3 separate regions of the Mus musculus genome follow, and regions 1 and 3 are each linked to region 2. The links are chromatin loops, found by intact Hi-C in ENCODE. Cell type or tissue: left cerebral cortex. All regions are shown on one strand. Each heading gives the region's core, and the rest is flanking DNA. Links, peaks and the distances in the headings are about the cores only.

Evidence for each region. Hi-C counts contacts between places; a loop is a spot of excess contacts. Peaks named below come from ENCODE experiments on the same cell type or tissue, not always from the same donor. Only the 100,000 strongest peaks of a DNase experiment are listed, where the experiment ranks them.
Region 1: a loop joins it to region 2, with 4 times the contacts of the local background. A loop is called at or near these places in 8 of 42 quality-filtered maps.
Region 3: it touches region 2 in a loop (2.4-fold over the local background); 4 of 42 quality-filtered maps call a loop at or near these places.

Annotation. Positions count from the first base shown.
Region 1 is chr7:74,870,325-74,880,553 of GRCm38, forward strand. No RefSeq gene overlaps it. Among named protein-coding and RNA genes, the nearest start is that of 0610006L08Rik, 22 kb to the left of the region's middle. In left cerebral cortex, for the core only: no CTCF peak of the experiment used is centred there; DNase peaks (open chromatin) are centred at 5,438, 6,547 and 7,326.
Region 2 is chr7:74,373,463-74,383,691 of GRCm38, forward strand. The region is part of intron 2 of Slco3a1 (solute carrier organic anion transporter family, member 3a1); the gene reads right to left. Among named protein-coding and RNA genes, the nearest start is that of Slco3a1, 180 kb to the right of the region's middle. In left cerebral cortex, for the core only: CTCF peaks have their summits at 5,598 and 7,742; DNase peaks (open chromatin) are centred at 3,369, 4,339, 7,818, 8,646 and 1 more place; H3K27ac peaks cover 306 bases.
Region 3 is chr7:74,453,800-74,464,028 of GRCm38, forward strand. The region is part of intron 2 of Slco3a1 (solute carrier organic anion transporter family, member 3a1); the gene reads right to left. Among named protein-coding and RNA genes, the nearest start is that of Slco3a1, 96 kb to the right of the region's middle. In left cerebral cortex, for the core only: no CTCF peak of the experiment used is centred there; DNase peaks (open chromatin) are centred at 4,033, 4,840 and 4,924; H3K27ac peaks cover 1,622 bases.

The sequences.
Region 1 (10,229 bases), core at 1,071-9,070, 500 kb after region 2:
ATTTTGTAAAAACAGTTAATACAGAAACCTGATGAGATGAGGTAATAATTAACTTGCTTACTATATAGGAAGCATACCTATAAAGCTTTCAAGATAGCCTTAGGAAGGAGATACTATTATTGAGTTTATTTTGCAGATAAGGACTCCAGTGACTTCTTGTAACTTGGAAGAGGTGAGTCAGTGAGTGGTAAAGGTGGATTGACATGGATCTTTGCAACTTCTTTCAGGAATAGAGTCCAGAATGAGGGATACAGCATAACTTATAAGACCGAGTTGTAAAAAGTCCTTGCTACTTGCTGGCTTACTTCTGCTTTGAAGTTCCCACTCGGCTTTCAGGGAGTCTGGGCAAAACAAACACACATACACACACACACACACACACACACAAACACACACACACACACAGAGGGAGAGAGAGAGAGAGAGAGAGAGAGAGAGAGAGAGAGAGAGAGAGAGAGAGAGCTATGTAGAAAGAAAACACCAATCTCCTAGTGCCCAGATTTGATTGAATGCCCAAATCAAAACCAGCATCAACTTTTAATTTGGTCCAACATCTTGGAAGTGGCTCTTCTGATCTCTGATTAGGCCACCATGTCCAGCTGAAAGTCACACAGGAAGTCACAGGAAGTTCATGCTGAGCTCCATTGACAGTGCTGATTATTTGTGAGAGAAGTTTGAAGTTTCAGGTTATTGCCTTAAATGTTTATGTTTTGAGGTTGTTTGTTTTGTTTCAATTACATGTTTACCTTTATAAGAGTTGTCTTGGTCATGGTGTCTTTTCACAGCAATAAAATGCAAACTAAGACAGTATATAATAACCCCACTTCCATGTCCTGTTATATGAACTAACCTCCTTCTCTGTTCAACTCTATACAATAAATATGCTGAACTCCCAGGATGTTGAGGTTTCTCCAGCAGGAAGCCCAGAGGACCTGATCCCAGCTCTCTTTGTTTCTGAATATGCCAGTCCTGTGTTTATTCTTTTGGTACTCTAGTACCAAAGACTATTCCTGAAGCTATGTATGAATGTAGTATAAAACCTTGTCTTAAAAACAAAACAAACAAACAAACAAAATACCTCATAGAATTTCAGAAACTTGTAGGATCATATCTCACATCTCAACATGAGCAAACAAAAGACTGCCTTGGGCTTTTCTGGCAAATCGTCTCACAAAGTCAAACCAGAACTCTTTTCTAAAATAATACCCCCTGCCCTAAAAACTCCCATTAAGCCCAACTTCTTAGAGGCTCTACATAATCTCCAAGCATCACCATTGTAGGTCCCAAGCCCCATGGGAGGCACAGCACAGCACTGACTTTGGGGCTGTCACACTGTCTTCCTGAATATCAACTACATAGAAGGCCAAGTGTCATTATGAGCACAGAATCAGATAATAGCACGACTGAAAATGCCATGCTGCTCAGATGAAAGAATAGATTTAATTAGAGAAAGCCATCCACATTTGCTAATAGGGCTGATGTGAGTCATGAGCCCACTCGGGGAAGGGCATCCAGCTCAGTGGAAATCTTCAGAGAGAAGCTTACCAAATGACTTGAGATCTTGAAGCTAATTGCATAGAGTACGTATGGGGTTGCTTGAGACGGACAGGTTTTCAGTGAGTGACCAACTAGGTGTGCTACCTCGGTGGTAGAATCTTAAGCTGATGAGATAATGAAAAACCTACACATGAGAAAGAAGTCCTTACAAGTGGGTTCAGAGAGACTCGTGGGGCAGCCATGTGAAAGGTCTTGGAAGGAGTTTTCATAGTAAACCAAAGACGAACACAGAAAAGCAAAGAGACCGTTGTGCTAGGAATAAGATCACTAAACTTTCATTTTCTGGTGCCCTACTATATTTTAAAAAAACAAAACAACACAAAAATCTTAAAAAGACTCAGGTTCACTCTGAATATTTCATAAGCTAGATGGAACTCTTACTGGGAGGAATAAAGGGTTAAGATGAGGCTACAGATCTGCCAGGAAACCTGTGCTTTAAAAGCCCTGACAAGTGAATGTCATTTCAGAGCAAAAGCGGCCACAGCAAACCCTTGATCATTAAAAGACAAATGCCTTCCACCTGTGCATATGCTCCAGCAGTCAGCCACCCATGTAAAGTTGCAAAGTGACCATGGCTTTGACAGAGAATCACTGAACCCAAATCTTCTCTGAAAACAGCTGCTTTCCCTAGAGCAGTGAATCCTCAACCTTCCAACTGCTGAGGCCCTCTAAGACAGTTTGGTGACCCCAAAACATAAGATTACTTCAGTGCTATTTCATAACTGTAGTTTCGCTACTGTTATGAATCATAATGTAAATGTCTGCGTTATCCAATGGTCTTAGATAATCCCTAGGAAAGGGTTGTTTGAACCCAAGGATCATGACCCACAGGCTGGGAACCACTTCCCTAAAACATCAAAGGCAAACTCAGAAGCTAGTGGTATAGATACATGTTCCGCCTCCCTGATGCTCTCCTGTGCATTTCATTAGGAGCACATGGTACTGAGCATCACCGTAAGTATCTTCAGCGGGGACCTGAGGTTCTACCATCACATGACATAAGTTCCATATCAAGTCAACAGCTGAATTAGAAACAAGTTTTCAGAACAGAATAGCTTATACCCCATGGAATATCGATAATAACTTTTTCAGGTTCTTATGGAAATCTGTAACATGCACAAAAGTAGAAGTTTTCAATGAGCTGGCTGTGCTCATTTTCTTGCAATGAGCCTCTCTTCTGGATTCACAAGTTCCTCTGAGTATTTCTGTTCAGCCCTCTCCAGGCTTGGATGTGTTTTTATCTCCAAAACTCTGCACCTTCCAACTACTCTTTTGAGACCTGTAGTGAGAGTTTGGATCTTCAGGCATAACCCTTATAGTCAGTAATAACATGCTCCCATGAATATCCGGGAGCATGGCTCTCTTGTTTCAGGCAAAGCAGTGGCCATGGATATAGTTTGGCTGATAGACTGCTTACTTTCAGAAGGCATGTAGTACTGAGATCTATTCTAGTGCCCTCAAATACACAAAGCAACCTCCAAAGAACAGATCTCCCCACCCCAGAGCTGCCCAGAAGACAGAAGTGGAAAGCCCAAAGGTGGCATGGTGTGGGAGGGAAGATATGTAATTAACTGGAAGCCATTGTCTTCCTAAAGGCTCCAGAGAACCAACTGTCAAAAGGCTGGAGTGGTCTCCTAGGTGCTTTATTACCCTCTGCTATGAAGGAGCAGAGCAGACCTCTAAGGCTCTGCTGGGAAGGAAAGTGACATTACCTGGGACTTGGTAACTGCAACAACACCCTTGTGGCTTGCCTGCAGACTCTGTTCTGCTCTTCTGCCACACTCCCACTCCAGTGTCCTGGGGAACTTCCTGGATACAGCGCTCATACACAAATCCTCCTCTTGAGGTTTCTCAGGGGCTGGACTGATAATACAGCTTATTGTCAGGAAAATTCAGAGCTCCATATTTCACCTATACAATTTTTCAATATGTAATATTAATGAAGATTTACATGTTTGTATTTCTATTATGCTAGTACTACACATACACATTAATTCTTATTCATTTGTACTATCTAATAGACTATCTGAAATATCACTTGGGTTTGTATTTTCATAAATTAATCAAGAAAGTTGACACATTACACATAATAGGTATCTTTCTGCCATAGTTGCAACAGGAATGTTCCCTTGAAAAGGCTCCTGTGCTAAAGAGTTGATCCCAGATGACAGCACTATTGGAAATCAGTGGCTCCATCAACAGATAAAGTTTAGTGGGGGATTTCTTTCTGATAACTTGGAGCATGCCCCTTGACTAGCGCTTGCATTCTCTCTCTCTCCCTCTCTCCCTCTCTCCCTCTCTCCCTCTCTCCCTCTCTCCCTCTCTCCCTTTTTGTTTCTCAGTCATTATGTGAACTGATTGTCACACCATGTTCTCCTGCCTACTATATTGTCTGTCATAGGCTCAAAGCCACGGGTTAATCAAGCATGGGCAGAGAAGTCTAAAACTGTCAGCCCAGGTCACTTTCTTTTCTTTATAAACTGATTATCTCGGGGCTTTGTTACAGTAAGAGAAATCGGATTATGAGCATTTCTTCTGAGAAGCTTCGTATTTTTAAAGACTATTTATTGAAGGCACCAGTGAATACTAGTATGTCTACCCTTTGCTGTTCTTGGAAACTGGCCATCCAAAGCCTGCAGATTCATTTTGTCTATATTATTAGTTTTCTTTCCAAGAGTTGGGAACCTTTACTACTTTATGTCTGCGTGAGGAGTCCACAGTGTCTGGATCACATTATTTCTCACAGGCCTATCCTTTATAAAACCCACTGTCACCCTGTCATCGATTGGCTTTAGTACCTGAGTGAGTGAGGAGTGTTAACTCTTACAGGCTATCAGTGGAACATTCAGAGTCCTTGCTTCCTTCTACATTTACTACTGAAATTCAACTCTGGAGCACTTTTACCAACTACTGAAGGATCCTAAAACATAATTTGTAAAAGGAGGCAGGATACTTAACCCTTTCATTCATTCAGTTGTAGAAAAATGATTTGGTGTCTTAATAATACCTGTGGGCAAATGACTAAAGGCAGTATGGTATAAATTCTTGGATCCCCTCATATTTCAACCCTACTTTTGGTTCGGGGGATATTTGGTATATTTTTAATACACAGATGTCATTATCTTTTTTGGTACTTAATTTGTGCCATCTTTGGGACCAAGACAGTTTTCAATAATAGTAAGTGTGTGTGTGTGTGTGTGTGTGTGTGTGTGTGTGTGTAGAACCTCAATTAACCAAACACTCATCCACCTCTTCACCTTCCCATGAGCTCTCTGTCCACACAGAGGGTTAGAATGAGTCTTTTGAATAGGTAGACTATATCAGTTCTTACAAAGACATTTGTAATCTTACTTAATAGTTTTTCTTTTCACTATCTCTTCAACCACAATGCAACTAAATCTATATTATAGAACTGACCTTATGTCTTCAGTATATAATCATGTCTCTCCCTAGGCCCATGGGAGAATGCATACCATCACTCCAGGTCCCTGGTACTTAACAGTAGTAGCCATTCATCACCTAATGACAGAATAAACTAACATATGCAGATCCGAAGTCAAACAGTCTCAAAATCAATTTTCCCTAAACTCTCCAAATCATGATCAAGTGAAGGATTAAAAAAGAAATCTTACAGAAACCGACAGCTAACCTTCTTAATTTGATAAATTTACTGTAATCGAAGACTTAACTTCAATTGACTCCATATCTTGTGTCTCATTTATGTAATAATTAAGTGCCTATATATCATTTCTGCTCAAGCATCCCTCTGGCACATCATTTATAAGAGTAAAGATGCAGATAGATTGTTCTGGCCTACAGAGAAAAGTCACTGGAGCATAGACGCATACACGTGTGAGGAGAATGTAAGAAACCAGGATGAGTCCATCAAAACAGACCATCTGCTTCTCAGACCAACAGAGAAAATCCAACACAGAAAACATTAAAATGAAGGAAGATGCATAGACAGAACAAATGACTATAAAGCTATGTTCACTAAGAAGTGAGAAGGCTCTCACTTGCCATATAGAAATTTTGCCAATTCTCCAAGAAAAAAAATCAGGTTGTAAAAAAAAAAAAAAAAAGTCACACCAACTACTTTCTTTGAGCCTCAGTCCTGTGACTTTGTGGCTAAGATTGAATCATTTTAAACGATAACAGTATAAAATTTGGAAGAGAGCAAATTTGGAAGGCACCAAATAAAGTGCATTATTCAACCTTCATCATACTTCTTAACATAGTTCAAGACCCGCTCATTGGACAAGTATAAGTGAAAGATTGCCATGTGGGTGGCTAGCTGTATTGTCCATGTTCCTCAAGTTTAAGGAAGAAGGCAATAGAAACAAATGAGCAATAAGAGCACTCTCACATCTCAGCTACCATAAGATGCCCTTAATACAAGGAACAATAGAATCTGGGCAAATGAGAATAGAGTTGACCCATTGTCAAAATGGGATGTTATTAGGTATTTAGCAATGTGCATGACTGAATCATCTGCAAGATTAGAGTTTTATAGTTATTGTTGCTATTTTATTTTATTTTTCAATCAGAGAGAGATTGTTGGGAAAATTGCAAGGATGAAGGAAAGGATGAAACATTTTTCAGGAAACAAATATTCAGAGGTATAGTGATTTGAATATTTTATGGGCAGAGAGCTTTCTCAAAAAGATAAATGATGGCTTACTTGCTCTGGCTAATATGGACATAGAATTAGAAATATCAAAACAACCTCACACCTCCATTTATCTTTTTAAATTGATACCTGATGGGCAACTCTACAAACTTACAGCTCCGTGTGAAGAAGACATATGGAAGGAAATCATTCTGTACATTCTAGTTTATTAAGAATCAACAAGAGGAATTCCACTGTCATAAAAGTACAAATGGTTCAGAGGAATCACCTCGCTGCACAGTGGTCTGGGGAACGATCTGAGTACAGTAATTCACTGCACAGATGCCAGAGGCAGACTGTGTGGGTTCAGTTCTGTCTGGTTGCTTTTTGCTGTATAAATAACCAAAGGAACAGGAGATGGGAAAATGAGCACCACCCCTTTCTGCTACCACCATGGGAGAGGAGCAAGCCTGCTCGACAGATGATTTTGCAGTATCAAGATACAATCAGGCCTCTGTTGATGTCTACAGATCTAACCAATATCTATGGACATAACTACTATTATGCTTCCTGGCATACTATCTTGATATATTTTAAAGTCATTTTCAAAACTGAGTTATAACTTTAGGTAAGCTTAGTAAAAATTTACAATGAAGTATAGAGCTTGAAAAAAAACCTTTTAAATATATTGGACCCTCTGGAAGCCACCAGAAAAATACTTTATGGTAGACTATTTCTTTTCTATTGAGAGATGCAGAATTCTTCACACCTTTTTCTCATTTTCTTGCCTCCCAAGTTCACCACTGTACTGACTTCTCTCAACACAGTTTGGGCAGCACTGGGTATTTTTAAATAGAATCAGACACCGAGATCTTGTGTCTCTGACTAATTTCACTTAGCATCACATCTAGAAGACATTTATGTGGTATTCTATCAGGGGCTGATTTTAATTGATGCACATAACTACATTGTATAGAAAAAGCACAGGTTGTTTCTGTGGTACAGAGTTGATGAATGCTTGTGTTGTTCCCAGCTTGGAATAATTATGAATAAAGCCAATCTAGCCACCCTTGAGCAGGTGGTAGTTGTGTTTGGGAACCCAAGTCTTCCTTTTTGCTGAGTAGGATTTCTGAGTCACAGGAAATGTCTAGCTTTAAAAGGCACAGAAAAACTGCATCGGTGAACCAGTGGCTTCACTTGCACACACGCTGGGAGGTGGGTGAAGGACTTCCCAGTTGTTTCCACCCTCACAAACACGATGCATCATCAGATTTTGGATGTCAGCCTTTCTGGTAGGTGTGTGATAACATTGCATTGTCATTGTAACTTAGATTTTTTTTTATATAATCTTTCAGTATTGAGGGTGGGGACTATGTGGATATTTTATTTTGTGAAATTAATTCAAGCCTTTTGCTCATTATTAAACTTAAAAAAAAATGATCTGGAGGAATCTAGAAGGTGATCCTGTGGGTAAATCGCTTGCTACACAAACATGAGGACCTAAGTTCAGATTCCTGGAACACACAAAAAAGTTAGCTATGTGCTTCTAGCTCCAATGCCATAGAGCAGAGACTGGCATGTCCCTAAGATCACTGACCAGCCAATCTAGCCAAATTGGTGAGCTTCAGGTTAGTAAGAGTGCCTACTGGGAAAAGTAAGGTGGAGAGACATACAGGAAAGCATGCAGCACTGCCTTCTAGCATCTACATGTGCACACATGAGTGCACGAACCCACACTTACATATACACACCACACATACAAGCACACAACCTTACACACATACCCACAAAACAACAATATGTATTTGCAATAGCTTTAAAAGGAAATTCCGGAATAGAGACCTTGTTTTATTTAAATATTGCTAAGCCCTATTCCAGGAATTACCATTTTCCTTCTCTAATAAGATCTTAGAATAGTTTTTAATGAGATCTAGTTTATAAAAAATTTATAATTTATATTTTTGTGTTCTTTAAAACAACATTTTCTATCTCAATGCCATGGAAATATTGGAGTTTTTTTTCCTACTTTTAAATTTCAGTTGCTTTAGATCACCATCTAAGCTCCCTTTCAATGAGAATTTTTTTTTATGAATAATGAAAGGTAGCATGAGGGAGAAAGATAGAGTTTGTTTGTTTGTTTGTTTGTTTCAAGACAGAATATTTCTGGTAACAGCCCTAGCTGTCCTGTAACTCATTTTTGTAGACCAGGCTGGCCTCGAAATCACAGAGATTCTCCTACTTCTGCCTCCCAATTTCTGAGATTAAAGGTGTGTGCCACCATGACCAGCAAAAGATAGAGAGGTTTTGAAAGTTCACTCTTGATGGTCAGCTAGTGGCTCAGAGGTCTTGCCAGGAAGTCTGATAACCTGGGTTTGACTCCCAAGAAATAGAGGAAGGCAAGAACTGAGTTTCCTCTGTCAGATATACACATATGCACTCCCAACAAATATATCACACATGTAGTAGTAGTACTAGTAATAATAATAATAATAATTAATAATAATAATGTCTCATCTTAAAGTTCACTTTAAACAGATTTTCAGGTCCCCACTAAATTTGGTATCTTAAACTACTTCATTCAAAAAGATGCTTTTAATTTTCACAATTTTATTCTTAATATAAGTAGATTCTGGATTTTATAAAGTACTGCCCTGTATCTATTGAGTAACTTCTCTGTATCTATATCATTTTTCTTTTATTCAGTTTTAGCAAATTATATCTTTGATTTTCAAATATTAAAAGTCTCACAAGAGAGAAGGACCAACCATTTTTCCCTGTTCTTGTACTCAATACTTCTGTGGTCACGTATGGAGGGCCTTTTCCCCAGATGAAGCGTTTCGTCATTTGCTCCAATTATGAAGTTTACTAAATCATCAAGCAATCCAAAAGCTAAGGACTAAGTCTCACCTATGCTGCCCCTGACTCTGATGACAGTTGCAGGCAGTAGGATTGCACGTTAGTAATAACTTCCCTCTGGCTTGGCTACAAATCAGAAGCATCCATGATGACTTTTGGATCTTTCAACATGCTTACTTTTGCAGGTTAATTACGAAAAAAAATTATTTTTAAAAGATGTATTCATTCTATGTGTATGTGTGTTTCTCCTGCATGTGTGTGTGCACACGTGCATGCACTTCATGCATATGTGCCTGTTGCCAGAGGAAGTCCAAACAGAACATCTGATCTTCTATAAACATCTCTATGATTTACTGTAGACAAGTCCTGAGTGTGGGAGCTTCTGCTTCTGTGGAGTTGAATACATCCATCCTGTCTGTGTTAACCAACCTGACAGCTTTTGAAACCTTGTAGCTCAGGGATGAGCCTTTATTGTGTATGAATATCCCATAACCCAGCACCCTACTCTTCTTACCTCCCAGTGGACAGTAAATCTGACAGGCCCAATCGAATGATGGCCTAGAGTTTCATTAACTACTACTGATCCAAGAATTGCCTTAATAAAACGAAAGAAATATTTTTTCCAAAAATTCCAAAGGCAGAAATAGTTCTGTGGCAGGATCTGGAGTCAAAAGACGAATATTTTATCCAAGTTTGTGTAGCATCTTTAAAATTCAAAAATTATGGGATGGAAGAGAGATCTATATTTTATTATCTATATTTCAGTATCCTATGGGCAAGGGCCTAGTGCTAGATTAATTTTACTATAAAGTATGGCCTCTTGGTTGGGCCTTCACACATTGCTCACTAATTAAAAAAATACCCCAAAGATTTGAGTATAGGCAATCTTTTATGGCCATTTTCTCAATTAAGATTTCTTATTCCAAATATATTTAGGTTTGTGTTAAATTGAAAGAGAGAGAGAGAGAGAGAGAGAGAGAGAGAGAGAGAGGTCAGTATACTAAGAAGGGATATAAAACAACCTTCTAAAAGTTGTTGGAGATGGGTCCTTAATTTATGTCATCCTCAGAGACTGAAGAAATCCACAGAGGTATGTCTGATCAGCCAATCAAAACAGGAGATCATAGATATCAAGCTGAAACAGCACTGAAAGCCCAGGGTGAACTGTAGAAGTAACTGTGCTTGCTAAAAGCTAAGATGTTCATAT
Region 2 (10,229 bases), core at 1,494-9,493:
TGTGGGTGCCTCCCATCTCAAAGTCCAGGCAGGCAGCAATCACAGCCTCTTGTTATTTTTGATTTTAAGAAGAAGAATGGCTAGAAAGCTTTGGTGTTCAACAGGTTGCCTACAATGAAATTCTTAAAGTCTAGAGCAATGGCTCTCAGCCAGGGGTGACTTGGTTCCCAGACATTCAGTTAAACCTGGAACAAAGAGCCTTGATTATGTTCTAGGTTTGTTGATCTTATTTCAACCTCTCTCACACACATAGAGTGGCACAGACAACATTTTATTTTTCTTAGACATAAATGCCATACTGTCGTACCCAAGCTCACCACTCTCACTTGCCCTGGCCCATTTCCTAGCCTAGGACTTCAATTCGAAGCCTCCCAAACCTCCCCTTCAAAGCTTGAGTTTCATACAGGAATCCTTGAAGCTGAGGCTCCCAAGCAGGGGGTGGGGAGAAGGAGTTGAATGAATGGATACAGCTGAAGGAGCTGATATCTTTTCATGTATAATCATGTTAGGAATCTGAAGGTCAGATTATCATGGGTTAACCCATTCAGCCCTAGGATCCAAGAATCCTTCATATAGAATCAAAGAAGAGACAGAAGGAGAAAAAGAGACATTCTGGAAGCATCCACAAATCAAGAATGCCTGAACTTATCTAAATCCAATGTGTATAGAAAGTTCTCCCTTGGAGGGAATGGGTCCTGTTGCCATGACTTTAGGTTTCTTCTGGTCTTTAGACACATGAGATAATGAATTTCTATTGCTCCAAGTTACTATGGTAACTTGTGACACGCTCAATCTATACTGCATCATCTATATCTGTATCTATCTATATTTCTATATCCACATATCTTTTTACGTATCAATATTTATCATCTATCTATCTATCTATCTATCTATCTATCTATCTATCTATCTATTGTCTGTCTGTCCGTCTGTCTATCCACCCTTTTGTAGTCCATCCACCCATCTCATCCACCCATCCAATGCTGAAATTTGGAGGCCATCATCCTCACTGGTTTCACTCTCAGGTCTTCCATTTACTTATATCCAGTACAGAGGCACAAAAAAGTTATTGTTAACCAAGCTGGAGTAAACAATGATAAATCACCTTCTAAGAATATAATTGAAAATCTAGTGAAGGAACAACAAAGACCAAGACAAAACAAACCATCCTTGTGTTGGATAACATCTACTATCAACCTGATAGAACCTAGAATCACCGTGGGCTCCTGCCTCTGGGCAAGTCTGTCTGTGGAGAAGTTTCCAGATTGAGTTAATTGAATTGACAAGATCCACCCTATGAGCAGCACTATCTCATTGGCTGGAGTCCTGGACCAGCTAAAAAGGAGGAAATGAGCTGAGGACCAGCGGCCATGGTGTTCTGCTTCTGGTCTGTGAGCACTGTGTAGCAAGTTGCCCCATGTTCCCACTATCATGCCTTCCCTGCAGTGATGAACTGGACCTTCTAACTACGAGCAGCAGGAACCCCTTCTTCCTTAAGCTGCTTTGGTTAGGGCATTTTGTCATAGCATCAAGACAAGCTACTGACTAACACCTAATAGAGGTGGCTATACTATTTAGGATTGGTGTTCCTCGTTTCTCTCAAAACACTTTTATTTTGCACTATTCTAAAACCTTTTGAAGCTTACCAGTGAACTGAAAAGCTATCAGAATTCAGGAAGAAAACTGAGGAGTACTTGCCCTGCCCTCTGGCTCAGCCAATTTGTACAGGGGCGGGGGGGGGGTGCGGGGGGGGGGGGAAGAGCGGCTGTCGTAAGTAAGAGCTGGCTTGTGTCCCTAACTTACCCTGGCAGTTGAAAAAAAAAGAAAGAGCCTCCTGGTTCCCAAGCATGTTACTCAGTAGGAGGGGTCAAAGTGCATCACACTCAGTCCCCAAATCACACCCGAGATACATTCATATGCCAGGAAAGAGGCACCGGTACAGGCTCGGCTTCTGAAGCCAGATGGGAAAAGTGACAGATTCTCAGAACTCACAACTGAAACATTAGGGCCAAAACAGAACCCATAGGCAGCCAAGGAATAGTCACAGCGACCCTCAACGCCACCCTAGACACTTCCATCAGGATGGCTACTTGGAGCCGCCATTTAGCCTGTGTAACCTCACACCACGGGGCATTTTTCTGAGCTACAGAGATGTACAGCACTTTACTGCCACACTCTGCCTCTGACTTGTGTTTTGTTAAAGGCTAAAGGGGGTGTGTAAGTGCCTTTACTTCGCCAGTTCCAAAGTCCTCCGCCCTGTCCTCTGAATCCCTTCCAACTGAGAGGACTCTGTGTTCCCTCTTCTGTAGCCCAGAAGACTGGGAGATGCCCCAAGATCAGAGCTACTCCACCTATGTCTCACACCCCAGGGATGGGGCAAAGGGCCTGGGACAGACAAGAGCATTAGGGTTGGGCTGTTTTTCTCTCTTCCATCTCTATGAATACCAGGTCCTCCAGGTCCCGCTCAGTCTAACACACTGATTGCAATGGCCCCCTGCCTTAAGCTCATCTTTCACCTCAGTAGTCCCCCAGCTTGCTTGTTCCTTTCCACAGTTCTTAGCCAGTTCCCAGAAAATGGTTTAGAAGTGTTGGATGCCTAACTCCCAGATTTCTGTGTTGGCCCTCTCTGAGTAGGGAGGTGAGTTCTCAGAGAGCAGAGCTCCATGTGTGGGCAGACTGGGAGGGACCCTAACCCTAATCAGCACAGACTACATAGTGAATGTCTAGATACCCATCCCTATCCATAGCCAACATCAATGGGTGCTCACTGTCCTATCACTTTCCCCTGCTCCTCTTATCCTGTGGAATATTGGTGCCCATCCCAGACATCATTTCAGCTGTAAATACTGCAGGATGCCCTGTTTACAGGAAAGACACACTGATGCTCTCATGCCCTGACACCTAATGTTAATTCTGAATGGTTGCTTAGCTTTCATGGCCTTAACTTACTGTATCCCGAAACAGTGGTGGGAGTTACCACCAAAACTCCCTTTGCAGACCACTAAGCCAAGGAAAGCCAGTGGTGTGATAATTCTGGTTTTGTGAATCAAAGGCCATGTGATCTTTCCACTCTGCCTTCACCTCGCTGGGGGCAGAGGATGACACGCTTGGAGAGCAGCTGGCTCTGAATGAGCCTCATGCCCACACAGCACAATGTCTTGAGTCTTCACTGTACTCTGCCCTTCTTGAATCTGAGCAAGAATCCACCCTATTTGGCTGCTTTTAGCATTCTTTACTTTTCTTACTTTAACAGTATAAAGTTATAGCTCTAGTCACGTTAACGACTTCTGGCTTTATTTGCAGTCTTTGGGGAGAGAGGCAGGAAAAGACACGACAGATTTCTGTGTGGATTCTCCAGCACAGTCGCTCCGGGGAGGGCATTCCCCAATGATTCATAGTGACTCATTCATAACTTCCCCAGCAGATCTCAGCAGCGAAGGCAAACGCAAAGGAATTTTCATGGTTGAGGGATGCCTCTTCCCCTAGCCGGCTGGGCTCCTACCCTGGAGTCCCTTTAACCTGGAGCCTTTCATCTAGGTGTGGATGTTGATGGGGAAGCATCGGAACTGAGAACTGGGTCTTGCAGGATCACTAGACAGATCTGTATGCATGGGATAACACTGCTCTCACAAAACAAAATTGTGAGTGCCAATGACTTCTTCCTCAGATATTGCAGTACAGCATCGATCGAAGGACAGGGGAGATGACCCCTCACTGAGAACCACAGAGTCTCCGCCCTCTGTATGCACCAGTTCTCAAACTGTTATCACATTGCATCAAAAATACCTGCATGTACATCTGGGTTAGTTTCCTTAGGTCAGGACCTCTGAGCCCCAGCTATCAAAAGCTAAGTAATTCCTGGATTGGGTAGGATGCTGTCCTGGGTATTTCAGGTACTTAGGTGGACTCTCTTCCTGAAGCCCTGATAACCCAAACTGCCCAGAGGTTTCCCGTTATCCCTAGGCGGGTAGAAATGTCCCTGAGGGAAAACCCCTGATTCAGCGCATAGACTCGGTAATCTGTGACCTCTGCAATAACTGTGTTTCAATAATACCCAGTAGGATTGACTCTGAGTATAAGTCTTAAAGTAAGGGTTGGATTCCAAGGAACTGCCATGCGAAGCAGGTTGGAGATACAGTGCGATACAGATGGGACAGGTGAGGCTCAGAAGGTTCTGGGTCTTCTCAGCTACACAGTTAGGAGGGACGTGGCGAGTAAGTGTAGATACACTACGTCCAAACCCTAATGAGGGGAAGGCAGAGAATAGGGAACTCAAAGGAGGCTCTGGATCCTCCAGCTTTCTAGCTCCGACAGCCAAGGAACAGGGCAGATGATGCCACACAGACAGAACATTCTAAGCGCCTGCAGCTGTTAATTATAGAGGAGCGTGTTCTGAGACATGCTTCAGTCTGGATGGAGCCTCTGCGCTGACTGCAAACTGCCTGGAGCCTTGTGATCCGACCGAGCGTGGGGAGCGGCGGAGTCAACTCTTAAAAGCCTTCTCCAGTCCTTAAACTAGAGAATTAATGATAAGTGATCATAATTTGAACCACACGTACAACGTGGGGTGGCCAGACAAGGCTCAGAGCCCCAGTGCAATTGGTTTGTGAATGAGTTTAGTTCCAAGGCTTAAACACTATCTTAATTAGGTTTGGAGCTCACTTCCCTTTTTCTGAACAGGAAAACAGAATGGAGTAAGTAGCGCCGTAAGCAGTAAGTAGTAGATTCATATTTGAAGGTTGGGTGGGAGACGGATTGGGATTCCCATGGTTTGTGATAGGTACCCAGTTTGCTGAACAGCAAAGGTCTAATTCTAACTCCCTGAGGGCTTTGTTTTTTTTTTTCTTTCAGCATCATGCTACTGTAGCCGAAGACATCAGCTTCCCACATCTGTAACTCAAATACACTCACCCATCTGAGCGTGCACAGCAGTGTTGTTAGCAGGCAGCCTGGGGGTGGATAGTTAGGGCCAGAGTGTTACCATGCCATGACTGCTTCAGCTCTCCTGAAATCCCCGGGAGAAACCTTAACCCTCAAGATGAGGATGTTTAGAGACAACTAGATCGTATGGACAGAACCCTTAGAATGAAATTAGTCACCTTATATACGATACCTAGGAGGTTTTCCCACTTTGCCTGCCCTGTTAGGATACAGCAAGATGTTCATCTAGGAGCCAAAAAGTAGCCTCTTGTCTGGATACTTTACTAAGGCTTTGATCCTGGATATCCAGTCCCCGGAACTACAAAAATAAAATGACATATCTGTTTGGCAGTCTATGGTTTCTGTAATGAACATAAAAGTTCAGTGCAAGTATAGGTTACCAGTCCTTGAGTTGTTGGTCAGAGGTGTCCTGGAGACCCTCCAAATAGTACAGGCTATTGCCATTGTTCCCAATTCCTCACCAGAACTTGGTGGTAAGACCCTACTGCAGATGATACCATGCATATATGTCGCATCATAGAGAGACATTGAGATGGTACTGATCAGGAAGCATTTTCCTGGCTGGCTAGCTTTATATTACTGGCAAACCTTATGCAGGCTGTTACAGAGAAAGTCATCAGTATTATTACCCAGTGGTAAGGCCATGTGAACTGCAATATGACCACTAGGGAAAGACACTTCCAGGAATGCAATGGTGGAATGAATGATATGGTGGTAACCAATTGGCAATTGGATTCAGGACCTGTTCCACAGGTGCAAACACATGCCTGGTAATGTAAACCTGACCAAGAACCCATGGCTGGGAGTTTACAGGTCAAAGTGATGAAGCTACTACTGTTATTTTGCTAAATGGTCATAGCATCAAACAGCCTCTAAAACCCATAGATTACCGCAGCTCTCAGACCCCCATCAGAGAAATTTCTATGTGCAGTGTGTAGTGGCTATTGCAGAAACTCATAACTGGTCAAAGTGCAAAGAATAACTGCCAGTGTATTGCTCATCCATAAATAGAACATACATGTCACACCCTCCCTAAGGCTCAGGGACCATCACAAAAGGGGTAGAAAGAGTGAAAGTGTCAAAGTTCTGGGAAGGCTGGAGTGACCTTCTGGACATGACAGTGACCTTCCGGACATGACAGGCCTGTTGTGATCATGAGGTCACAGCAGCTATGTTTTCTAGCACAAGATCCTCACACGATCAAAGCAGTCATCATCCGGGTATGAAGTGGGAAGGGATTCATGAGCCACAGATCCTATGCAAGGAGTTATGGACGTTGATGGTTTCTGGGAGAAAGAAAATCCATTTCCCTTAAGGGTGTGGCTCATGATAGGTTGCTCATGCTCCAGTGGAGAGCTCTACATTCAGGAGTAGATGGCCAGCATACATGAGAATCCCTGGACTTTGGGACAGAGGGAGGAAGGATAAATCTGGGAGGAGTTAGGGAAGAAGTGTGTGTGGGTGAATATGACAAAATATAATATCGTCAAAGAATTAATAAAATGATGATAAAATAAAAATTAATATCTGTTGTTAGGAAACTGCTCACTCTCTGGTATTTTATGAAGGCAGGCTGGCTGGACAGGAAGCATTCCATTCTAGGGAGGGCTAGTGACTGCTGAGGAAGGCATTAATGCATTCTACACTGATGCTTATGATACTTGAAAGCCTGTCTATAAAGGTATAGTACGGTCTACTTGCAGTCAGGCAACTAATGAGCCTTATTTAATGATCCAGTTGATGACACCTGACATTCCATTAATGTCTTTACTCAGTAATGCTTTCTTTTGCTCCCCACCCCCGACATACACAGCAAGGAGACAGGAAAGTACTGTTCTTGGTTCTTCTCCACCACTACAAGGCCACGTCCTCTGCTTGGCTTGTTTGTGCTGTATGAACACAGCGATGGCTCTGTCATCAAGGATTCAAGAAAAACAGCCTGGAACTCACATGCCATGTTGAGGCTGTTGGGTTCAGAGAGGATCAAACTCCCTGGGCTCTGGGACTCATAGGAGAGACAGAGAAAGGAGCGGCTCTGTTGGCACTCACTTATAGCTGGAACTCCAATGCTCTCTCTCATCCTTATTTCAAACTCAGCAGTCGTGAGCTCACCAGGCCCAACAAGGCGATCATATAACTTTTTATCTACTTTAAAAGAGAAATAACAGGGGTGTTATAAGGGCTTTAATATTGATTTGTAGCAATGGCTGCACAACTCTGTGAATTACACATATAAAACAAGCAAATTTTATGGCATATAAATTGTATCTCAGTGACACTGTAACAGAAAAAGAAAAGGAACTATAAAGAGGTTTGGGCAAAAAGTACCTCCCTAAATTACTCTGGATGCAGGGCTGCATGGGAAAGGCCAGCTGTGCATTCATGTTACTTAGCCTTAGCCAAATCTCCTTTTATTACAGCAGAGACATTAGACTAGGAAAAGTACTTAGTCTTGATTCCTTTAAAAAACATCAATCACATTTATTTATTCGTTTCTGTGTGTGTGCATGTGTGCATACTACCATGTGCATGTAGAGAGCAGAAAACAAATTGTGACTCAGTTCTCTCCTTTTACCATGTCAGTTCTGGGGATCAGATTCAGGCTACCAGGCTTGGTGACAAGCACCTTTACTGTCTGAGCTATCTCAGTCCCCTGAGTTCTTTAGACTTTGGAGAAGGCTAGCTGGTGGGGAGTATGGAGGAAAATGTTAATAAATGCAGAGTAGAATCTATCACAAGTCTCTATTGTAGGGGGCCACCCATAGGAGGCTCTGTTAGGTAAGTGCCTATCACTAATGCGGCCTCAAGGTCAGCCTGCTGAAGTCATTAACTTGTCCCCAGTCACAAGTTAGCACAGAGTAAACATCCTGAAATGTCATTCACACCCTCTACAAAATGCAGCCAACTTTAGCATCTACGTCACATAGTTATATAAGAAAGTCCACAGAGAAAGAGAAAACTCAGAACAATGCTGGACTCTGTGGCATTCTAAACATTAATCATTCTACTAAAAGGATCAATTCATGTGAAGCCCCCACTGTGTACCAAGCTGTGGTTTTAATTGATTCTCCTCCATCACCATGATTCTTGTTTGGGACAGTTTTTAACTGCCCCCATTTTCTAGACAGAGAAAGAGAGGCTCTTAGGGGATAGAACAGTTTTCCAGGTCATCTAGCCAATGGGAGGTAGGGTTAGGCCTTGTAGCCTGGCTCATCTGACTTTGGGGCAATTGTTACTCCACCATTCTCTCTTCCATATGCCAAACACTCCACCTTTTTTTTTTTATCCAAGGCACAGGCTGAAATGACGTTTACTGGAGATCTACCAATACATGAAAGCTCCAGATGTTATCATGTGACACTGCTGTTCCCCAGACCTTTGTTGAGGTCACTCTCAATTGCTTGCCATCGGCACATCCCCAAATGAATCACACAACAGCATATTATCCAGGTCCAAAACAGTTAAATTCCCTTTCCCATGGAGCTTGAGACCACATGCAGAATTTGAGCTAGCTGTGCAGGGCTATTTTTAGCTACCCATGTTGGCCGTCCCTTTTGGATGACCTCATGGCACAGGCCAAGCTGGTACCTGGTCTAGAGTTTTCCCATCTCCAGCTCTCATACTCAGAAATGCGCAGATCCCAAAGAACTGGTCCAGCCCAGATCTACAGCTTCTGACTCACTGTGAAGGAGTACAGCAAGGAGGAGGCCAGAGGCATTGGTCCAGAAGGTATCCCCAAGGAAGCCCTGTTGTGGGAGAGGTTGGATAAAAGCCAGAATCTTGGGGACACACTGACTTCCAGAGAAGGTCTTGATAAGCCTGTAAAAGGACCACAGTTGTGGTGCTGGAGGCTATGCAGCAAGCCTTGGGCTGGGTTGGTAGCAGGAAACCAAGAGTGTCCTGGCACATCAGAGACTACCTTAGGCTTTGGTGCTGGATCACACCACCCAATTAATCCCCTTGGCCATATCTGCAAGTCCAGTATTAGAAATTCTCTCCTTGAGCCAGCTGGTCTCCCTCTGCCAGACCCTGCCTTTGCAAGCCACCTCCCTTCTCTCTTGTTCCCTGAGTCATTCTAGCCAGAACTCGTGTGTCCACATCACCCACCTTCTCAAAGCTCGGAGAGTCTTTAGGGCCTTGGGGATGACACACTTCCTCAAATGTCACCTCCTCCATAAAGATGCCCCTGTCCTTCCCACTGAGCTTTCAGAATTTTATTCCTTTCAGAAGAATAGATGTTCAACGCAAGTGTGCTGCTCTGAATTAACTTAAGGCATCTGCCTTCAATTAAAATATGCAAATTCTTTTGGAAAAGGAAATATCCTTAGTCACTGGCCCTTCTGTGACAGCATGCTCCTGTGTACTTTCCTGTGACAGTGGAAGGGGCGCCCTCCTGGATGTGTGTGGGGGGATGGAGAGAAAGACACAGGATGCTCTGCAAAGATCTGTCTTCCCTGACAGGGACTATCTGAGGATAAGTCTGTGGTGGGTTCTCCCTCCAGTTCAGAGTATTTCTATATCTTGATTTCTATAATGCCATAGTAAAAGTCATTAAATAAACAGTATGAGACCTAACCCAAAGGTCCCAGGTGGTTGAAAGGAGAGGAGAGGGGCTCACAGTCTCCTGGAGTCCCCTGGCACAGGAACCTACTCTTCTGGAAAACAATTGGCCCCAGAACCATGGGAAGGGCTGTTTGTCACCATGTGGTGGAGGCAGAAAGTGTCCTCTAGTTCATTTACAGGTAATTAACCCTTTTTACAGAGGATATAAGTTACCCAAACCTCCCAAGCTTGAAACTGGAAACTGGATCCAACACTTGGGCCAGGAACATGACTCTGACCAGAGCCTGTGAGGCAGATCACGGTTGGGCTGTCACAGGCTGCATGGCAGAGGGACTGGGCTCCTTTCCTGGTGCAGGATGTCAAAAATTTACCTCAGCCCCAGAATAATGCCAACACTCACAAAAAGATATGGAGGACTGACCTGGAGACTGTGCTAAGCTTGGGCTTGGGCTATACACAGTAGTGGCTGAAAGGAGGGCATGTCATCCCCCTGCGGTGTCCTAAGAGGCTGCTATTCCTGGAGCATGGAAAATATGTGTGGCATGCATGCATCTATGCATGCATGTGTGGGTGCCTGTGTGTGTGTACGTGTAGTCCTCTGGCCATAAAGAAATAGCAACCTAGCAATCCCTGGGGACTCCAGAAAGTTCCATAATCCCCAGTCCCTTCCCAGTGACCTATGAAGAATCTAACTTTTACCTAGCAGCTATTCACTGTTAAGGCTC
Region 3 (10,229 bases), core at 1,028-9,027, 80 kb after region 2:
TTAGCTCCTTGGGTACTTTCTCTAGCTCCTCCATTGCGGGCTCTGTGATCCATCCAATAGCTGACTGTGAGCATCCACTTCTGTGTTTGCTAGGCCCCGGCATAGTCTCACAAGAGACAGCTCTATCTGGGTCCTTTCAGCAAAATCTTGCTAGTGTATGCAATGGTGTCAGCGTTTGGAAGCTGATTATGGGATGGATCCCCGGATATCGCAGTCTCTAGATGGTCCATCCTTTCGTCACAGCTCCAAACTTTGTCTCTGTACCTCCTTCCATGGGTGTTTTGTTCCCAGTTCTAAGAAGGGGCAAAATGTCCACACTTTGGTCTTTGTTCTTCTTGAGTTTCATGCATTTAGCAGATGGAACAGAATTGAAGACCCAGAGATGAATCCACACACCTATGGTCACTTGATGTTTGACAAGGGAACTAAAACCATCCAGTGGAATTCCTAGGTCTTGACCTCTTAATTCTCCTGCCTTTGCTGGGTTATAGCCATGAGCCACCACACCGGGCTCTCATTTATAACTTCTAAGAGCTCCTTTTGTCCTATGAACCTCCAACCACCAGCACATTCAGTCAAAGACAAAAGTGGGTAATTATGCAAATCAACTCCAGTGGGAAATCTCTAAGGTGCACACAACTTTCTATAGAGGGAACACTAAAGAAAAGCACCTCTCACTGAAGGAGAAAAGGGGAGCACACTCATGCTCTGATCTCTAAATACATAACAGATGCTCAGTGGAAACTCACATCCAAGTCCTCGGCTCCTCTGTACAGTAGGAACTAGGGCTTAGACCACTGGATGCTTTGGCTATGTGAAACAGAAGCCTCTGTCTAAGAGACAGGTGCTAAGCGTCTACTGGCTTTTATTCCAAAAGGCCCCACACACATCCACAGGAAAATTTTCTTTTCTGTCTGTGCCTGACATCAACATTCAGCCCATATGCACTAAAGAATAAAAGACTTTTTAGTTCATGGAAGAAAGAACTAAATTACCGGAACTGTGAATATGAAAAATCCACCTTTATCAGCAGCAACCGAAGGCAGAGTTGGCAGAACTGTCTGCATATGCAGGTAAGGAAATCTCCCTAGAAACTGATGTATAGGTTAAGTTTTGACTGATGTTTGGTTCACCAATGTCTGAATCAATATGGAGGGCTTGCTGAATGCTACTCTGTGCCTTGCCTCTCAGGTTTAGGGACGCAATAGTGACCAAGATAAAGGCTACATTCTGTGTCTCTTAAGAGTCCACTGAGATCAGCATTGACCTATGTCATTATAACAATAAATAATACTTAATTGCAGTTGACCTATACACTCTCTCTGTTGTTTATTGCAGTGCCAGAATTCCATGTTATTTACTAAAGTACAGCCTTGACATTTATTTCCTTTCCTAATAACTCCAAATTTACTGAGCAAACTAGCATTTTCTTGAGCTAGCAGGAGATACCACTTGTAAGTTACTACACCAAAGATAAACTGTGATCTATTTAAATAACTTCTTTGCTCCTCTCAATGGACTACTGGACATGGCCCGAGGTCATCAATTTGAGTTAAAACCATGCAGGTGGACCTTGTTGCTTGTCTACTGCAAGGTGACAACAAGGAATTGTTTAATTGACCGTACACTACAGACGGTATCATAAAATCCATCCATTCTTCTATCATCAATCCTCCCCCATCTTTCTGTCCATCCATCCATCCACCCATCCACCCACCCATCCATCTACCCATCCATTTTTCATGAGGCCCTTTACCCATTTTTCTTTCTTTACATGTGCTTGTGGTGTGGTATGCATACATGTATGGATTATGTTCACATGTGCATGACTACATGTGCTTAAGTGCATGTGCACACTCATATGTGTGCATGCAAGTGGAAGCCCATGACTGACACTGGGGCCCTTCCTTGATTGCCCTTCCAACTTACGAACAAGATAGATAGGGTCTCTTAATCCAGCCTAGCCAATCAATCTATTGATCGATCTTAATCAATTCTACACTTAGGGCCAATCTCACTTGCTCTGGGGATCTGTGTCTCTGCCTTTTGAGGCTGGAATTACATAGCAGGATCTTACACTCACACAGCAAGCACTGATGAGAGTTCTGGGGATAAAACTCTATCCTCTTTCTTGCACAACACATGGTGGTTTAACCACTGAGCCATAATTCTTTTTTTAAACTATTATAAAATGTGCATAAAATTTGTCTCATGACTTTTTTATTCCTATGATGAGCAAGTATTATGATTAAGAACGCCATGATAAGAATGTCCTGAATCTATTAAACAGTCACTCCCATACCCCCTCTTCCTAGGTCCTAGCAACCTTAGTATTCAGCATTCTGTGAATATGAAGTTTCTTATGCTGGCCATTTCCTATGACTAGCATCGTGCGGCATGTGGCCTCTTCAGGTTTCAGTCTCTTGGTTATAATGTCTTTAAGGTTTATCCATGTTGTAGCAAGTATCAGAATTGTTGCCTTTTGTATGGCTTATACCATGCCATTGTGTGGTTATAACATCTTGTGTTTATCCTCTCATCCAGTGATGGGCCTTTGGGTTCTTTCTACCCTTTGACTGATATGAAAGAGGGCTTCTATGCACGCTCATGTTAAGGCTTGGCTTAAACACCTATTTTCAGTCCTCTGAAGTAAATATCAGTTCATCGATCCTGGCTTGGGTGAATCTAAACTCAGGCTTTTAAAGATCTACTGTTGAAATCCACTTTTAACCCCATTATTTCCTTACAGTCAGTTTAAAATTTCTATGGTATGTCAGACATACTGCTTTGATGGGTAGAGGGAGAAAAGCCATCAAACATGGCATCTGTCCCCAAGTCTTGAAGTTGTGTACATTAGAAACACTAGTAAAACACTAGTCAGGGTACCACTCCACTGATGGCTAGGTTGCAATGGGACACTTACTGGATGACAGGAGCTTCATATTTTTCTCCATTTAATCCTTATGACAAACCTTCAGGAAGGCATATCCAACATCAGTTTCAGCACCAGATTGTTAAGGACATGTATGGAAGAGGAAAATTTGATCTATGTTTGCAAGTGGGACCAGGGAAGAGTTTTCAGCAAAGGCTGGTCAAAGGCAGCAAATGACAGAGATGCCTAGAGCCGAGGCATAGTAGAAGCATTCCAAAGGAGAGGGGAGAGATGGGAGTGGAAAGGCAAGCCCTTGAGATGTGTCCAAGAAAGGAGGGCCCAGAGAATGTCTCAGAAGAAATGCTTAAACAATGACATAGAGAAGAGACAGGCCAGCAATGCCAAAGGCAGGGATGTCTAGGTACGTACTGACAAGCTGCTCTGCTATGGCTGAGGAGAGCAGCTACAGAAAACAGCAGCTGCCTACTGGGATGCTACACCAGTACACACATACTGAGGCAGGTTGTCAGGAGGACATTGCAAGTCACAGGAGCATAGAAACAGAGGGCCTTTCAATTAATCAAACTGCAAAAGTGAAGGGAGAGAGGGGGCAGAGGTAAGAGAGTTTCTGATTGGCCCATTCTACCGTGGCAGAGCAGGAGAAGAGCGTAGGATACTGGCAAATAGGAAGGAGCCTCTGCAAAGCCAGGTCTGAAGCAGGCAGAGCAGCAACTTCCTTCAAAGATGGACAAACAACAAATGGTGGGCACACACACCTGGATATGCTTGGGGTCAGAGCAGTGGGCCAAGGGACAAGTCAACTCCCCTCAGGGAAGCCTAGGCTAGGCTGGCCTGAGGCCACTGCTTCGTCTAAGCCAAGAGACAACAGTTGCATAATTAAAGGAAGGAATGAGCCAGGGCAAACATGTTTTCTCCAGGGGAAACTGATTACTGAGATATGAAGAAACATCAAAACCTCAGACTCTAAACCCAGAAAATGTACCCGTCAAATGTGTTAACTGGGACACTATTCAAAGCCATATGCCCACTCTCTAAATCAAGAAGCCTACCATGGGCAAATCCCAGTATGCTAGAAGATGCAGAAGGAGATGCCATTATTGGAGTTAAGAATTGAACAAAGGGCTGGTGAGATGACTCAGTGAGTGCAGGGACTCGCTGCCAAGTTTGACAGCTTGAGTTCAATTCTGAGACCTACAGCGTAGAAGGATAGGACTGACTCATGAGGGTTGTCCTCTAACTTCCACACTTACATCGTGGTACACATATATGTAAATATGCTTGTGCGTGCACATACGCAAGCACTTACACACTCATACACACGCACACTAAATAAATGTAATAAAGAATCTAAACACAAATGGCCGTGTTGATTGCAGTTTAAAAATCAATAGAGAAATGAAAAAGCTAGGAAGAAATACTCATGGAAAAATGATTATGTAATAAATTACTCAGCCTGTGCAGAAGCACAGACTCTACACCTTCAGAACATAATAACCGGAAATTGGTAGGAATGAAAGGGTGAGTGTAATGCATTGATTTTACACTCCTGTCTTTTCGGGAATGCCCAGGCTTAGAGGTATGGGGTGCAAGCTGATGTTGAGGGAGAAAAAGCAAGCAATGGGTGAAGGAATGGGAAGCCATGTGGCTCCTTTGAGATGCAGCCACAGATGCTGAGAAGAGTGCTGGATCTCAGAAGCCTACAAACACATCCTCAAGGTTCCCAGAAAGGGTCCTTGTTGCTACTAAGACTTATGAAATGGAAGCTGATGGCCACCGAACTCCTAGGCTGGGTCCAGCCCTTGAGAAGTCCCAAGCGCTTTAATGAACAGCAGGCACACCCAAGTTTGTGTGGCGACAGCTGGCTCACTGTGAGGCTAATCCTGAAATAGCATCCCTTTCTCCTCTCTCTGTTTACCACAACTTCCTGTGTCCTCTGCCCTTCTGTTCAGGGAGCCAAGAGCAGAGGATACTGCATGTGTAAGGCAGAACTGGCTTTTGATAGAGTGGTGGTGTAGAAAATGGGCTATGGACCATGCTTGCAAAGGCATTGGAGCACAAATTTAAAAGCATGCACACCTGCCAGTCAACTGCAGCCTAGCTGGCTGCCAGTTCATAATCTCGACTCCAGACCAGGGCCCTCTCTCCTACGTTCTTTTCCACTGACTTCCTTAAATGGGAACGGAAGCCAGCCCCAGCTAAGACTGTATCTACTGCGGTCCAGGTTCCTTTCCAGGCACTGTTTGCATGAGATCATTTAATCTGATAAATCATCTAGGATGCAGAAAGACTTACTCCCTTCTCAAATGTAACAGCGCAAAACAGAAACGAAGGGAATTGTCTGAGATTGCACAACAAGGAGAGAGAGAAGCAAGGGCAGAAATTCAGGCTCCAAGCTGAGAGCCAGAACCAGGGCCAGGATCAGGGAAGCCTGCAGAAGCCCCACACTCACACTGAACCATGAGAGCTATCTCTTGACTTGAGTCTTCAAAAGCTCTGGGCTCCCAGCCTGACCTCTCAGGCTCAGGGATGCTGACACTCGTTGCTACCTATCTATGCCTGCTATCCTGTGAGGACTTAACTCCTAGACAGAACGCATCTGGTTTCATAGAGAAAGTTTACAATAAAAAGTCAGCCTGGAGCTCGGAGTGATGACAGGCCAGAGGAAACACCTTTGCTGATGTTTCTAGACATACTGTGGAATTTTCCAGCACAGGAAATGTACCCGGAACCCACAGTAAAAACAGTTATTCATGGCTGTCATAACATTCCCTTGTCCGTTGGCTTGTCTACAGGCACCCTGGGCTGTGACCCCAGATGGCTAGCAGACAGACCTTTCTAGAAGCTGCTTCCATCTTAACCAGGGAGTCTCAATTCTAGCGTTACCTAGGTCATGGGTCCTGTACACTGTAGGATGCTAAGTCACACTCCCCACCTTTAACCACCAGGTTCTGGTAGGAATGTTCCTACCTTCCAACCACACTGTAACAAGCAGCCCAATGGAAACTGGACGTCCCCACGTGCCCTCTGAGGTACTAAGTTTCTCCATTAGAAACACTGTCTCCAGCTCTGTGGCCAGCTCACAGCTTCCTCCTTCTCCTGGACAGCACCATTACTTTAGACCAACTCTCACATTTACCTGCCAATGTGGCACAGCAGCCTGTGTGAGAACACACTAAACATTGATGACCATGCTACATGGTTTCAACCAAGTGCTCTCAGATATGGAAAACTTGCTCCTTCGTTGGTTTGTGTAGTCAGCACTCATCCTGTGAGGAAGTTAAGGTAAATATGGCTCTGTAAAGTCATCACAGAAACTGGCTTGGCAAATCCTGGATCACTGTTCCTTGGGGAATTGCCAGCCACATTCCTGTAAGCTTTGGTCATGAGTGTCTTATGACATCAATCCTTAAAATATAAATAAATATAAAAAGTTGGCCTCTTGACTGACAATGCTAGTCATTAGCATTGAGATGCAGGCCAACAGAGCTATCCCGCACGTCTGGCATGTATACTTTTCCCATACATCGCATATTACTTTGTACCTGGAAATGACACATGGGCATTTTAGCACAATGCTTGAGGGCCATGTTAAATAGCAAAAATCACTCACAAATGTGGGGCAAATGAGACATTAGATAGACCACAGAAACGACATGTGTTTATAACATGCTGCAGCGAGAAGGCAGAATGTTGCCTTATTTGACCTCAGCTGACAACATGAGCAAGAGGAAAGTAGAAAAAAATTCCACCATTCCATCCATCTGTATTATAGCTGTTGGACAAATTTGTAGGTATGGACTCTATGGATAATAGGATAGACTATATGTGCCTATGCGTATACCTATGTAAGGATTCTGTCTGCTCCTCTTCCTTCCTCCACCCTCTTCCTTCTCTCTCTCCTATCTCCTTTCTCTCTCTCTCTCTCTCTCTCTCTCTCTCTCTCTCTCTCTCTCTCTCTCACACACACACACACACACACACACACACACACACACACACCCTGAGGGTTAGGTATAAACTTCTGGGGAGGTGACATCCCTTCTCGGAGGTGGGGTGACAGGTGCATGTGGCACTGATGCAGAGCCCTAAGCAGCAATGAAGGATGAGGATGCTACTAGCCTAATTGGCACTTGACATGAGCTTTGCATATACATGGAGTAGAGCAGAGAAGGCCTAGAAGTTGGGAATCTGGGGCTGACTCTACATGGAGCACCAGGGATTTGCCAGATCCTCTGGGAGGAAGAAGGAGAAAGATGATTCTATGTGCAAGACATACTATGTATCAAGCACACAGGCCCGGGTAATCAAGGTTGCCCTATGGGTGCCCACAATTAATTTGGTGCCTCTGGACAGGACACAGAAAAAAAATTAAAACTTAATGGTTTTGGTAGTGTGTGCACATGTATGAGCTTATGCTGAGCTTACTTGTCTGCTCTGTACTGTGTGCCCTTGTGGAGAATTGACTGGCACCACTGGGACAGAAAGCTGAGGGCTCCTCATCTCCACTCATCTTCACCTCCAGCTTCTCCACACTTCCTGTCAGCAGTCAAAATTTCCTCTGCAGTATCCAGATTTGGTGTGATTATTCATTATGGTGGTTTGCAGAGCCCTTTTACTCTTACCTAGAGAGCAAGCATGATCAGACAGAGTGTTCTGGTCACAACCTCTCTGGACCAAGTAGAAAACAGGGGGCGGGGGAATCCTAATAGACTACACTAAGACTCCCAGTCTCTGTAACCATCCAAGCACAGCATAACAGAGCCTACCCAAGACAAAGTTTGCAGAAATAGAAAGTACCAAGCTAAGAGGCCAGACAAACTCCACCCTGCCTTGCTGCTTTCTCCATGCAGAACAGGTTTCCTAGGCTCTGATGCTGTGCTCAAAGCCAGGCACACTGTCTCCTCTGTTGGACCCCTGGGGTTACTTCCTCTAAGAAATGAGTCCTGCATTGCACTTTATGGGCTGGCAGTGAGTGCTGGCCTGGATACTTCATACAGTGATTAAACAGGACTGACTGGAGAAAATGCTTAAAGCATCTGTCCAGGTAAGCCAATGGGGAGGGAAAGAAGATGCAGGTATTCCAAACCACTTTGCAACTGTGAGAGAAGAGTGGGGGAGCTCCCCTTCCCATAACCCTGCCTGTGACTGTGCTCATGAGAACTGGCCTTGATCCTTATAAGCAAAGAAGCAGGGAGAATATAGATCTGAGATCTGAGAGAGTGCTAGAGAAAGGGACCAAAGTCTTCATCCCTACCACCATGCCCTAGTCTCCCCGCCCGCCACTGTAGTCAGCAGCACAGCCCTAAACTTGCTTTTGAATATCTGATAAGTAAAAGAATGTCTGACGACGTGATACATGATAGCCACCAGGATCTAGGAAAATAAAACAGAACCTGGACCAAATAATCGATCCATTTCTAAAGTGGGTTCAGATCATTTCCTGCGGGATTATCTATAATAAATGTGATTCATTCATAAAGCTGCAGTGGGTGTGGCTGTCTGTATATTCAGGTATGACATGCATGCACAGACCCTGACATATATGGAGGCCAGAGAATAACCTAGGCATTGTGCCCCAGAGGCCACTTTTTTTTCAGTGAGACAAGATCTCCCATTGCCCTGGTGCTCAGGAGGTAGCTACGCTAGCTGGGCACAGGGCTTTGCCAGACTCTGCCTCCCTGGGGTTACAAGGGTCTGCCCCCCCCATCAACATTTTAAATTTGGATTCTAGAGATCAAACTCAAGTCCTTGTGCCTGCAAGACAAGTACTTTATATACTGAGCTATCTCTCCAGCCTTTGTGTAGATTATCATTGTATGTCAAATGCTATCTGTCTGCAAAATGAGGCAATGCTCCTAGGTCATATCCCCAAATCATCATCTGCGGACTTGGAAAAGAGGCAGGGAAGGAAATGACATATGTCATCCAAACAAAAGGCAATGCTGGAGTGGATATTCTCTCTCAAATCATCCACGCAGCAGGGGGCTGGCTTTACCCTCCAGATTAACCTAAGGCACAGTTCATTTCTCTGAAGAGCAATTAGCCCGCAACTGCGGTCTCTGCTTCCTTATTCTGCTGCAATATGCTCAAATTGCTGAAAATGTTTTTGTTGCTTGAAATTTTGACTAGATTTAAAATAAATATCTGAGCAAGAATTCCTGAGCCTTGTTTGGACACAAACTCCTACCATCTACTGATTTTATAGATACTGATTTTTTTCCTTTCCTTTCCTTTCCTTTCCTTTCCTTTCCTTTCCTTTCCTTTCCTTTCCTTTCCTCTCCTCTCCTCTCCTCTCCTCTCCTCTCCCCTCCCCTCCCCTCCCCTCCCCTCCCCTCCCCTCCCCTCCCCTCCCCTCCTCTCCTCTCCTCTCCTCTCCTCTCCTTTTCTTTTCTTTTCTTTACAAGACAGGGTTTCTCTGTGTAGCCCTGGCTGTCCTGGAACTCACTCTTTAGATCAGGCTGGCTCCAAACACAGAAATCTGGCTGTCTCTGCCTCCTAAGTGCTAGGATCAAAGGTGTGCACTACCATTAAAGTGTGTGTGTGTGTGTGTGTGTGTGTGTGTGTATTTGTGCACATGTAAGCGCAGGTGCCTGCAGTGTCCAGAAAGGCATAGGATCCTCTGGAACTGGACTTATAGATAGTTGTGAGCCACTTAAATGGCAAGCATTCACTCCAGCCCCACAAAATACCAGCCCTACAGATAAAGGTACTTAGAAATCAGAGTTCACTACTTCTAGAAAATTTACAGAGACAGTTTTTATATGCTTTATAAAGTTATTTAAAGTCTGTGTTCACAGCTGGGTGGTGGTGGTGCACACCTTTAATCCCAGTACTTGGGAGGCAGAAGCAGGTGGATTTCTGAGTTCGAGGCCACCCTGGTCTACAGAGTGAGTTCCAGGACAGCCAGGGCTACACAGAGAGACCCTGTCTTGGAAAAAAAAAGTCTGTGTTCAAAAAACACAACTTATATTCCACATCCCCTGTTGTCCAAAGAGGGCTAGGTGCATGAGGCTTTTGGCAGTTAGATGTCACATAGAATGTGATTTGTGATATTACAGTCAAAGAATCACAGAAGTGACTGTTTGATCCTTATATTTAATCAACTCCCAGTTTATCATTCTGCCAAGGGAGGAATCCATTTCTTGACATACATAATGTCACCTGCTGGGTTTTCCAAGTGTCACCCAAGAACAGGCGTGAGGCCTTCCAGTATTGGAGCACTCTCATACACCAGGTTAGATGGGATCAGAGACAGGTACTGCATCTCTGTGCCACATTTAATTTACTGTTTCTAGGAGTTGCCTTCAAAAAGCATATCATCATCTAATGATACAAG